2 separate regions of the Homo sapiens genome follow, and region 1 is linked to region 2. Evidence: read pairs that join two places in POLR2A ChIA-PET (ENCODE). Cell type or tissue: K562. All regions are shown on one strand. Each heading gives the region's core, and the rest is flanking DNA. Links, peaks and the distances in the headings are about the cores only.

Region 1 (5,375 bases), core at 141-5,140, 210 kb after region 2:
TACAGGCATGCACCACCACGCCCGACTAATTTTGCATTTTTAGCAGAGATGGGGTTTCTCCATGTTGGTCAGGCTGGTCTTGAACTCCCGACCTCAGGTGATCTGCCTGCCTTGACCTCCCAAAGTGCTGGGATTACAGGCATGAGCCACGGTGCCCGGCCCAGAAATCCCTTTTTATAATACTTAAAAAAACACTCCACATGATCTAAGGATGTGCTTTCAGATATGCAAAGTATTTGGCTTGCAAAGAAGATTGAGTGTGAACCTTCTTTGGGAGGAAAAAATATGTGATGTGAATTCATTGGTCAAATTAAAACAAAATTGTGTGGTGTGTGTGTAAAAGGAATTAAAAAAAAAAAAAGCAGAAATGGTGGGGTGAAGAGGCCGTCTTCAAGTCAGGTTAGAGACCAAAGCAGAGGGGTGCCCAGGTTCAGGAGCTGAGCACACAGATAACGTGCTTTCTCAGAGCTGGAAGCAAAGGTGGGCTTGTTACAGGCAGAGAGACGCTGGCGATGTTTCTCTGCTGCACACAGGGTGGGAAGTAGAAGTGCATGAGTTATCTTGGTGCTCACACAATATCAGAAGGAAGGGAGGTGAGATGGGAGAGGACAGGAATGTCCCTGGGCCTGTCAGCTGTACTGGCCAGTGTGGCCTGAGGCTGAGCTTCCCACACACAGTGGACAGGAATTTGGAAAAGTGGAAGAGAGTTATTATCTAAATTGGGTCTGCAGTGCTGGGGCTGGAGATTTTCCCGAATTCATAGCAGTTTCCAGATCCACAATCTAATTTCCTTAAATCATGTGGCCACTAGAACTATTCCAGAATAATGTGTTTTACTGCGAGTGACCAACCATCTCCGTTTGCCAGAGACGCTGGTTTCCTGGGATGTGGGACTTTTGAGGTGAAAAGCAGGACAGTCCCAGGCAAGCCAGGATGGTTGGTCATCTTGTTTGGATAACTAAGATAATTTTAATAACCAAAATTAAAAACATCCAACATAAGTGTCAGAGCTAAAAGCTCAACAGACAAGAATCCATGAACTGGGCACAAGACTTTGAAATACAAGAGGAACATGGAAGTACAGGTTCATGCACAGGGCATGTTTCCCCGCAAATACATAGAAACTCATACAGAAGAAAACTGTCCCTTTATCTTCTCTACACAGCCTTAGTATTATTATTTCTTAATTTGCCAGCTGCCGGGACACGCTGAGCCATTTGGTGGACTACCACTATCCTGTGCCTGAGGCAACGTTGTCTACTCTGACTGTACATTAGAACTACTTGGAGAGTTATAAGAAAAAAAAGGGGGACAACCAGGCCCTCTTCTCCACCAAGTAAACCAGAATTCCCAAGGAAAGCAATATTCCCAAGCAGGGGATTCTTAAAAGCTGCAGAGGAGATTGGACTGTGTAGACTGGTTGAGAGGTACTGGTGCAAGCAGGAAAGGGATCCCAGAAGTCAACATCCAATAAATTAAATCAGGGTAGCCACACAGCCTGGCTTAGGCCTGTTGTTCTGACATACTACTTTTTTTTAAAATATTTTTTTTTCAAGAGATGGGATCTTACTTTGTTGCCCAGGCTGGTCTTGAACTCCTGGGCCCAAGCAATCCTCCCACCTCAGCATCCCAAAGTGCTGAGATTGCAGGCATGAGCCACCATGCCCAGCCTGACGTATTTCTTAATAGCACTTGTTTTTACTCTTAGAACTCTCCAAATTTGGCTAATACATTATATGATTATCCAACACATAAGACTCCCTTAGAATGACAGGGTGCGGTGGCTCACGCCTGTAGTCTCAGCACTTTGGGAGGTGGGAGGATCGCTTGAGCCCAGGAGTTTGAGACCAGGCTGGGCAACACCTCATCACTACCAAAATTAAAAAAAAAAAAAAATTAGCGGTGCACGGCGGTGCCTGTCTGTGGTCCCAGCTACTCCGGAGGCTGAGGTGGGAGGATCACTTGAGTCCGGGAAATCAAGGCTGCAGTGAGCTGATTGAGCTGCTGCACTCCAGCCTGGGCAACAGAGCAAGATACTGTCTCAGAAAAAGAGTAATTAAAAAAAGACTCTCTTAGAAAAATTTTTTTCTTTCCTGCGTTTATTTTTTGCCTCCATTTCATGGTGATGGGAATAATAAATTTTTTTTCTTAAATAAAAAAAACCCCACAAGTTTGAAATATAACTCACAGTAGAGCACACAAATCTTAAGTGTATAGTTGACCAAATTTAACATATATGTTTTCCAAGTAACCGCAAGGTATAAAACATTTCCAGCATCCCCAGAAACCCCCATGCCTCTTTCTGGTAAGTAGCCCTTCCTTCCCCTAACACACCAATTTTGGCTTCGTATGAATAGAATCAGACAATATATAGTCTTTTGTCTCCGGCTTCTGTCACTCGACATTTTGTCTGTGAAATTCATCTCTGTAGCAGCATGTATGTGAAGTTTGATCTTTTTCATGGCTGTGTAGTATTCCATCACATAATTATACCATACCTTATTTACCCATCTGTTGTGGATAGACATTTGGCTGTTTCCATTTTTGGCAATTAGGAATATAGCAACTATAAACATTCTTATAAACAGTCTTTTGTTGCATATGTGCATGAGATTTTCTTGGGTCTCTCTAGCCCTTAGAAATTGTGAGCTCACTGGTTGTTTACCAACCACAGTCAGGCACGTTGGCTGGATGCCCTCAAGCTGTGGAAGGTCAGGTGGGCCTGGAAAAACCTGCTTTTGGCTTTAAGCACTGGAGAAAATCAGCATTCCATTCAGTGATCACTGGAGGGTCTGAGGATGTCCAAGAGATTCCAGGTAGGGGATGGGTGGATTCCAGTCAAACGTAGTAATTGTGGAGGGAGTGTCCTGGAGGAGTTTGAGGCAATGCTTCAGAATCACTGGCAGGTGTATTTGCAACCTTTTATTATGGGAAATTGCAAATGTACATAAAACAGTGTAGTAGAGGGAATAGCATAATACATCTTTATGTACCCATCACAGCTTCAACAGTTGCCAAATATGGACAGTCTTTCTCTCAGTTCCACCTCCTTCCCCCACCCCTTGATTATTTCTGAAGCAAATTTCAGGCATCCTATCATTTTATCCATAACGATTTCAGTACCTATCTCTCAAAGATAAGGGCTCAAAAAAGCCCACAAAGCAATTTCATTATGATGCCTAAAAATAATTTGTAGCAATTCTTTATTATTATTAAAAGTCCAGCCATTGTTTATATTTTCTCAGTTATAAGATGCTGATGAATAGTGGTAAGACAGTTTGCTGGTTGGAATTGGGATCCAAATAAGGTTTTTATAGTGGGATTGGTTGATTTGTTCAAGTCTTAATCCATAGGAGCCTCTTCATTACCTCTTTCTTGCAATTTTTCAGTTTTTGGCTGTTTTTGAAGAAACTAGGTCACTTTTCCTGTAGAGTCTTCCACAGCCTTACTTGTGCTGATGATAATCTCAAGGTATTATCATGTTGCTCTGTATTACCATGTTGATCTGCCCCTGTATTTCTGTACCTTTAAGTTGATGGCGAGACTTGATCAGATCTGAGTTTGGTTTATTTTGACACTTGCCCCTCCACCCCAGAAGCAGTCTTTCCTGTCTGACCTTTACTCCCACCCCATTCCCTCTGGCTCACTTTGTTCAGCCCCTCTGGCCTGGAACGTTCTAGGCTTGCTCCTTCTCTAGGGCGGTTGCATGGCTGTCTCCTGTTTCTAGCCTCGTCAAGTCTTTGCTCAAGTTTTCTTTTCTGGGCAAGGCCTGTCATGGCCACCTACTGAACACCTGTAACCTCAGAGCAGCACTCCTGATCCTTGAACTGTGCCTGACACATGATAAGTGCTCAATGCATGCACTCGGTGAATTACTGAAGGGGAGGACTCTTCCTCCAGCTGCTACTCGACCTGTGATGACAATGACAATAACGGCAAGCATTTATTGAATTCCTGTTCTGTGCCAGACATGCTATGTGCTAAATGTTTCATTTATGCCATCATTGCAACAACATAGGGTAGGTCCTGTTATTATTACCTCCTTCTATAAACAAGTGCAGTGGGTATGGAGGTGTGCAGCCCAGAGCCTCCAGCAGTCGGCCTCTTCTATGCAGTGTACACCCTGGGCTGTCTACATCGATGACTGATCCAGGCAAGGGGATAAAGCCTTGGCCATTCTGGCCAATAGGGGACAATTTCAGGGTTGTCACATAGGCCCCAGAGTTTTCCATTGGGTTGGCTGAGGCTTGGTCCCTCTGCCCAGCTGTGATTCTTCCACCTCTTTTCTGTAAACGTTGATTTCTAATAAATATCCTGCAAACCAAACTCCATCTCAGTGTCTTTCTCCTGGAACCCCCAACTTGGGACACCAAGGAAAATAAAGTTTAGAGAGTGAGATAACCTTCCCAAATTCCTTCTAAGTAGGTGGCAGGGCAGGGACTTTACTGAGCTGTGGTCTCTTTGATGTGATGTGCTGTTTCTGGAAGCATCATGCTTCCCCAAACCCTGAATGTGGGAAGGGACTGTCAGCACTGTGGTTCAGCTCTATTCTGGGCTTAAGCTACTTTTGTGATACAGGCTGTCAGCAGTTAACATGTTTCTAGAGGATTCTGGGTTCTTGGTCACAAATGGCTAACTTACATTGAAATTAGGAGGACAAGTTGTAGATTTCCTGTCCTGTAACCAGGATAAGGTGCAGAGAGGAGCTCCAAAGTGTGATGCCTTAAAGAGAGAGCAGTGTTGGGTGGGGATGCAGGGATGGGAAGAGGCCGGGCTGAGACAAGGGGTGGTTGGATGTTAGGCAGGAAGAGTCCCCTCTATGGACAGCCTGGAAAGCTAGCAGAAGACTCAGTCTGTTGAGCAATCAGGAGCCTCAGAGCTTCTGAAGGAGGGAGTGATCTGATGGAAGGGCTGTCTTAGCAGGAGAAGCAGGTGCACGGAGCAGGCTGGAGGACTGGGGCCAGGGGTACAATTTAGGCCAGGAAAATAGGGAGCAGTGATGTGGGCCTGGACTGGGTGGAGGACATCAGAGATGGAGAGACAGGGACAAAGTAGAGACATCAAAGAAAAAACAACATGGCTCTGGAGCAGGGGACAAAAAAGGAGTCAATTAAAGACAAATTCCATGTCATTTATCTTGAAAGCATGTTTAGTTTTACTAGTAGTCTAAGAAATATAAATTAGCACAACCATTTAATTCCATTTTAGCCTATCAGAGTGACCTTCTCATTGTTTCAGTGAGAGTGTTCGGGTTTCTAAAGGGTTTGGAGAAATAGACACTGTCTCATTGTCCAGCAGGATCAGCACGTCTCTAGACAACCATTTCACAATTCTGATGCCAAACCTTAAAAACAGTGGCCTGTGATGTCAATTTC
Region 2 (5,375 bases), core at 290-5,289:
GAATCAAGCCCATTTTATGAAAAATACCCGTGGAGTTTTCAGAAATGCACAAACATCCTTTCAGACTATCTTCACCCATCTAAGGTGAAATTAAATATTGCTTAAAAAAAAGCAGTTATTCTTTTTTCATATTTTAATTAATAACAAATTTCATTAGGAACAAAGCCTGAAGAGGAATAGCCCTTTGGTTTTTTTCTAGAAACTGCCAAGATCTCCAAATAAATAGCATGAACCATAGTTTTACTCATAATTAATAAAAACACACTTCAAAATAAAAAGATATAACAAAAATTAAAATAAATAAATAAATAAATAGGCCAGGCGCGGTGGCTCACATCTATAATCCCAGCACTTAGGGACACTGAGGCAGGTGGATCACCTGAGGTCAGGAGTTTGTGACCAGCCTGGCCAACATGGCAAAACCCCATCTCTACTAAAAATACAAAAATTAGCTGAACATCATGGTGCACACCTGTAATCCCAGCTACCTGGGAGACTGAGGCAGGAGAATCACTTGAACCCGGAAGGCGGAGGTTGCAGTGAGCTGAGATTGTGCCTCTGCACTCCAGCCTGGACGACAGAGAGTCTGTCTCAAAAAAATAAATAAATACAATAAATAAACACACTTCAGAGTCTAAACAAGTGTCTAGAATTAAGATTTTCTAGCATGTAGCTAAGACTTCCATTAAAATTTAGATCTGCTGCCTCCCCTTCATTTCATTTTATTTTATTTCCCTTCATTTTAAAAAGACACCTTAAAAAAAGGTCCACCGGGTAGCGTCCTGGAAGCACACAGGACAGCAAGGAGAGGATGGTTTTAGAGAAAGAGGGCTAGGCTGAGAGACTTGACCTTGAAACTTCCATCCTCTTGCCCTTGGGTGTAAATGATTTGAATATTGAGAATGTCTTGCAATATAAAGCCAGAGTTCACGAGGCTGTTTGTTTTGGGTTCTATTAGGCCTGAGGGAGTCACAGAGCTTGAAGAGCGGAAAAGTACAAAAGAGTTATTAGAAGAAACTCTAAGACACCCCTTACCTCCATCAACAATGCTTCAGAAAAAAAAAAAAAAAAAGGAAAGACTAGTAGCACCCTAAAGATGACTCCTGTAGGTGAAGTGTGACAGAAAGCCTGGGTCTGGTTGTTGGTGGAGGCTGCTGAATTTCTGGATTTGCACTCCCACAAGATTTACGCAAAGTCAACGGAGGCAGGAGGACTAAGAGAGGGCGGAAGTCCCTCTGTGGGAGGAGGGAAAGGCCAGCCCCCAAGCCCCGGGGGAGATACGGGACAATGCTATGTAAAGCCAGAAACAGAAGATTAAGGGGCAGGTCTCCAGGTCTAAGGAGACAGCAATGAAGAGATGAAAGATAAGGGCTGCATCCCAGCTTCTGAAAAACCCGAGGGTTTCTTTCCTTTTTTTTCTTTCTTTCCCTTTTTTTTTTTCTGTCGCCAAGGCTGAAAGCCTGTAACCTCTGCCTCCCTGGTTCAGGCGATTCTTGTGCCTCAAGCCTCCCGGGTAGCTGGGATTACAGGCGTGTGTGCCACCACACCCGGCTAACTTTAATTTTTGCATTTTTAGTTGAGACTAAAATTGGGTTTTTAGGGTTTTGCCATGTTGCCCAGGTGGGTCTTGAACTCCTGGCCTCAAGTGATCTACCCGCCTCAGCCTCCCAAAGTGCTGGGATTATAGGCAAAAACCTGAGAGTTCTTTTTTTTTTTTTTCTTCATGTTTTTGAGACAGAGTCTCATTCTGTCGCCCAGGCTGGAGTGCAGTGACGCGATCTTGGCTCACTGCAATCTCCGCCTCCTGGGTTCAAGTGATTCTCCTACCTCAGCCGTGCACCACCACGCCTGGCTAGTTTCTGTATTTTTAGTAGAGACGGGGTTTCGCCATGTTTGCCAGGGTGGTCTCGAACTCCTGACCTAAGGTGATCCAAACCGCCCCAGCCTCCTGAGGGTTCTTGAAGTGAAATCTAAACTCTGTCCTAAGGCCCCCAGGAAATGTGGAATAAGTTTAGATGCCTAGGATGATGGTAGAGGCCCTGAAAAAAATGTTCCCACAGACGACAGAACAGTGGGTTTTACAACACTTGACCAGGATGGGCACAGTGCAGAGTCTCCACAACACCCTCAAATACTTGGGATGGCTGATCCATACTATGTAAGAGCCTAGTTGACCAGTTCAGGCCAACCCACGACAGGCTACAAGTTTTAGTTAAGAGATCAGACACTAAAATGGTCTGAGCCAGGAGGGAGCTTGACAAACAGCAAAGGCATCTCTTGAAGGATGGGCTGAGTCTTGGCTAGGCTGGGGACAGAATCAAACCAGGCTAAATGTTCCACGAGGGCCATGCCTGTTCTGCCTGCAAAGCTCGGGGCAAAACTATCTCTTCTAACCACCTCACATGTGCTCTGAGGGCTGAGACAGCTGTGATGACGGCTTTGAGTTCCAGGAAGTTGATGTGTTTCTTGGCTTAGGGTCCAGGCTATGCCTTGGATAGGGCGGCAACCCAAGAAAGTCACCCCCACCCCCCCACACCGGCAACCCGTGGCTGGCACAGGCTTTGGTAAGACAGGAGCCTTAGAGCAGGCCCCTACACCATGGGGCACCGTGAGCTGCTTCGTCCAACTCTGATCTTCTCTTCCTGGGTGAGAAGGGACTCCTAAGAGATTGGGGAGAGCTGGGCATGGTGGCTCATGCCTATAATCCCACCACTTTGGGACGGAGAGGCAGGAGGATCACTTGAGGTTAGGAGTTCAAGACCAGCCTGGGCAACACAGCAAAACCCATCTCTGATACAGAAAAAAAAGAAGCCGGGGTGGGGGGATGCATCCCTTGGTACAGGCCACATTCAAGACAAAAGTGCAGAGGTGAAGGGGGGCAGCAAACTTGGGACCCAAGATATATATGTCGGCCTCCTCTTTGGGTATCTTCTGAGCTCCAGAACACTCCTATACTCTCATCCTCTCAAGACTACAGCAAGCCAGGCACAGTGGCTCATGCCTCTAATCCCACCACTTTGGGAGGCCAAGTGGGAAGATCACTTAAGACCAGGAGTTTGAGACCAGCCTGGGCAACGAAGTGAGACCACATCTCTATAAGAAATTTAAATATTAGGCAGGTATGGTAGCACCCTCCTGCAGTCCCAGCTACTTGGGAGGCTGAGGCAGGAGGATTGCATGAGCCCAGGAGTGCGAAGCTGCACTGAGCTAGCATGACGTCACTGTACTCAAGCCTGGTCAACAGGGCCAGACTTTATCTCCAAAAAAAAAAAAAAAGACTAATGGTCAGGCTCTTTAACCTGCCATTCAAGAGTCTCCATGCTCTGGCCTCAGTCCACCTTCTGGCCCCGTCGCACACCAGTCCCCTTGGTTACCCTTTCTGCTCAGTTCCTTGCCCCAGAATATCTGCCTGCACCCCTCTCCTGACCTCATCCCTCATGGCCATGTTCCACATGACTCCCACTGACCCATGGCTCGTGGTTCCAAATTCCAGGACACACTCACCTCTAATGTTGCCATCACACCCATCACACTTCATCATGGCTAACCATTTTTGAGCACCATGTGCCACATGCACTGTCTCATTTAATCCTCAAAACAACAACCATGAGGATTGTTCCCAGTGTACAGCCATAAAGACAAAGGTTGAGAGGGACTGAGTCACTTGTCTCCAAGATCCTAGAGCTGCTGCGTGGTAGAGCAATGTAATAAATCCAGTTGCTGAACTCTGTTAAATTTCTTTTGGAAAAGTGTGCGACTCCTGGCCCATGGCTGGAGAGCACAGGTGTGCTCCCTTAGTCACGTTCTCTGACTTCTAATAATCTCGCTCTGCATCACTGCTGCCCTTCCAGATGCTCTGCACCTGGCTTTCCATTTCCGTCCCCGTCAAGGCAGGAAGGCGGAGTGCTCTCCTCCCCCTTCACCTCTGCCCTCCTCTCCCTGGCAGGAGGCAGAACTGGACTTCCACCTCAGTCTAAAAGGTTCGTTGCAGCGGGCAAGAGTTTGGAAACACTACGCTTGCTCTGCAAAGTGATGGGGCACTTCACGTTATATACCCTTGTGTTCTAGAAGCAGCCAAGCAAAGGAGGCTCTGCCTGAATCCTGAACAGTCTAGTCCTATCTGATGAGCTGACCTTGCAGAGAAGATCCACCAACACGAGGCAGGGAGAAATTAACTACTACAGACCCTCCACCAAACAAACCCCAAGGGCATGAGCATCCAGCCCTTTATTAGAAATGCAAATTCTCAGTCCCACCCCAGACCTACCGAGTCAGAAACCCTCTGGGGGCTGGCACAGCAGTGTGAGTTTCTGAGTTAACAGCTCTCTGGAGGCTTCCATCCAGCCCTGAGAACCAGCTCATGAAGAAGCTCAGGATCTCACTGAAAACCTTCCTTTAGTGAGGATTTGGGAGAAGCTGCTTGGCTTATCATACACCTCCAGAGCAAAAACCAAGGCCCTGGGTCAGAGACAAAGATCCCCATTTCTAACTCTGGCTTTATCTACCACAATAAAAAATAATAATAAATGAGGGACAGGGAGGAATGGATCTATGCAGGGCTTCCTCAGGAACAAACACACATCAGAGGTAGGCTTCAGACAGGCAAGGCCAGCCTGCAGTGCATGGCTGGCAAAACCACATGGCCTGGGCCTTCACGCAGCCCTGGATCCTAAAAGCCTTCTCTCCAGCAAACAGCAGTTGCCAAGCCTGTGGTACTTCCCGAAAAGCTCCTTGGAGGTGGTTGTGGATCACCTCCAAACCTGAGCCCTTCAGCCAGGATTCCTGGTGGCCCCGGATACCCTCCCTCACCTCTCTGCTGCTCCTGGGCAGTGAGGAGTGAGCAACAAGGGGCAGGTGACGGGGAGAACAGTTAGGGAGATGACCTCAAGGGGAGACACGCAGCCCTGGGGTTCCCTCTTACAGCCTTGGAAACTGCTCACCATCTACTACAGTTTATCTCTTAATGGGACCAGAGGGTGGAGGAAGGAAAATCAGAGGTCATTCTCACAGGCCAGGGTGTCTGCTCCTTACTCTGACTAGGTTTCAAATACCCCGCTGGTCTTGACCTGGAGCATTTTATTAGAAATAACACAAGCTACTGATGCTCCTTTTCAAAAGCAATGTCGGTTGTTCTTAGGTAAAGGAAAACTTCAATATTTTGTAAAGTGTGGGGGAAGGAGCAGCTTAATGCAGAGTAATAGGTTCCATGCAGGAAGCAGCTTCTCTTAAAAATCACTTGGACATTTAAATTATTACATTAAATATAACTTCAGCAGGGAGGCACACATTGACTGGGGAGACAGGGTCCCTGCCTACCAAATTTATCTACGTCAGTCAGATTGAGTATTTAAAACATGATCCACGGGAGAGCTAGG

The links. Peaks named below come from ENCODE experiments on the same cell type or tissue, not always from the same donor. Only the 100,000 strongest peaks of a DNase experiment are listed, where the experiment ranks them.
Region 1: POLR2A ChIA-PET joins it to region 2 with 5 read pairs; 3 of 35 experiments call an interaction of 5 or more read pairs at or near these places.

Annotation. Positions count from the first base shown.
Region 1 is chr6:6,958,139-6,963,513 of GRCh38, reverse strand. No RefSeq gene overlaps it. Among named protein-coding and RNA genes, the nearest start is that of LINC03055, 75 kb to the right of the region's middle. In K562, for the core only: no CTCF peak of the experiment used is centred there; no DNase peak of the experiment used is centred there.
Region 2 is chr6:7,169,849-7,175,223 of GRCh38, reverse strand. All of the region lies in intron 1 of RREB1 (ras responsive element binding protein 1), which reads right to left. Among named protein-coding and RNA genes, the nearest start is that of RREB1, 65 kb to the right of the region's middle. RefSeq lists an enhancer at 5,255-5,375. In K562, for the core only: no CTCF peak of the experiment used is centred there; DNase peaks (open chromatin) are centred at 1,263, 2,389 and 4,897; H3K4me3 peaks cover 940 bases.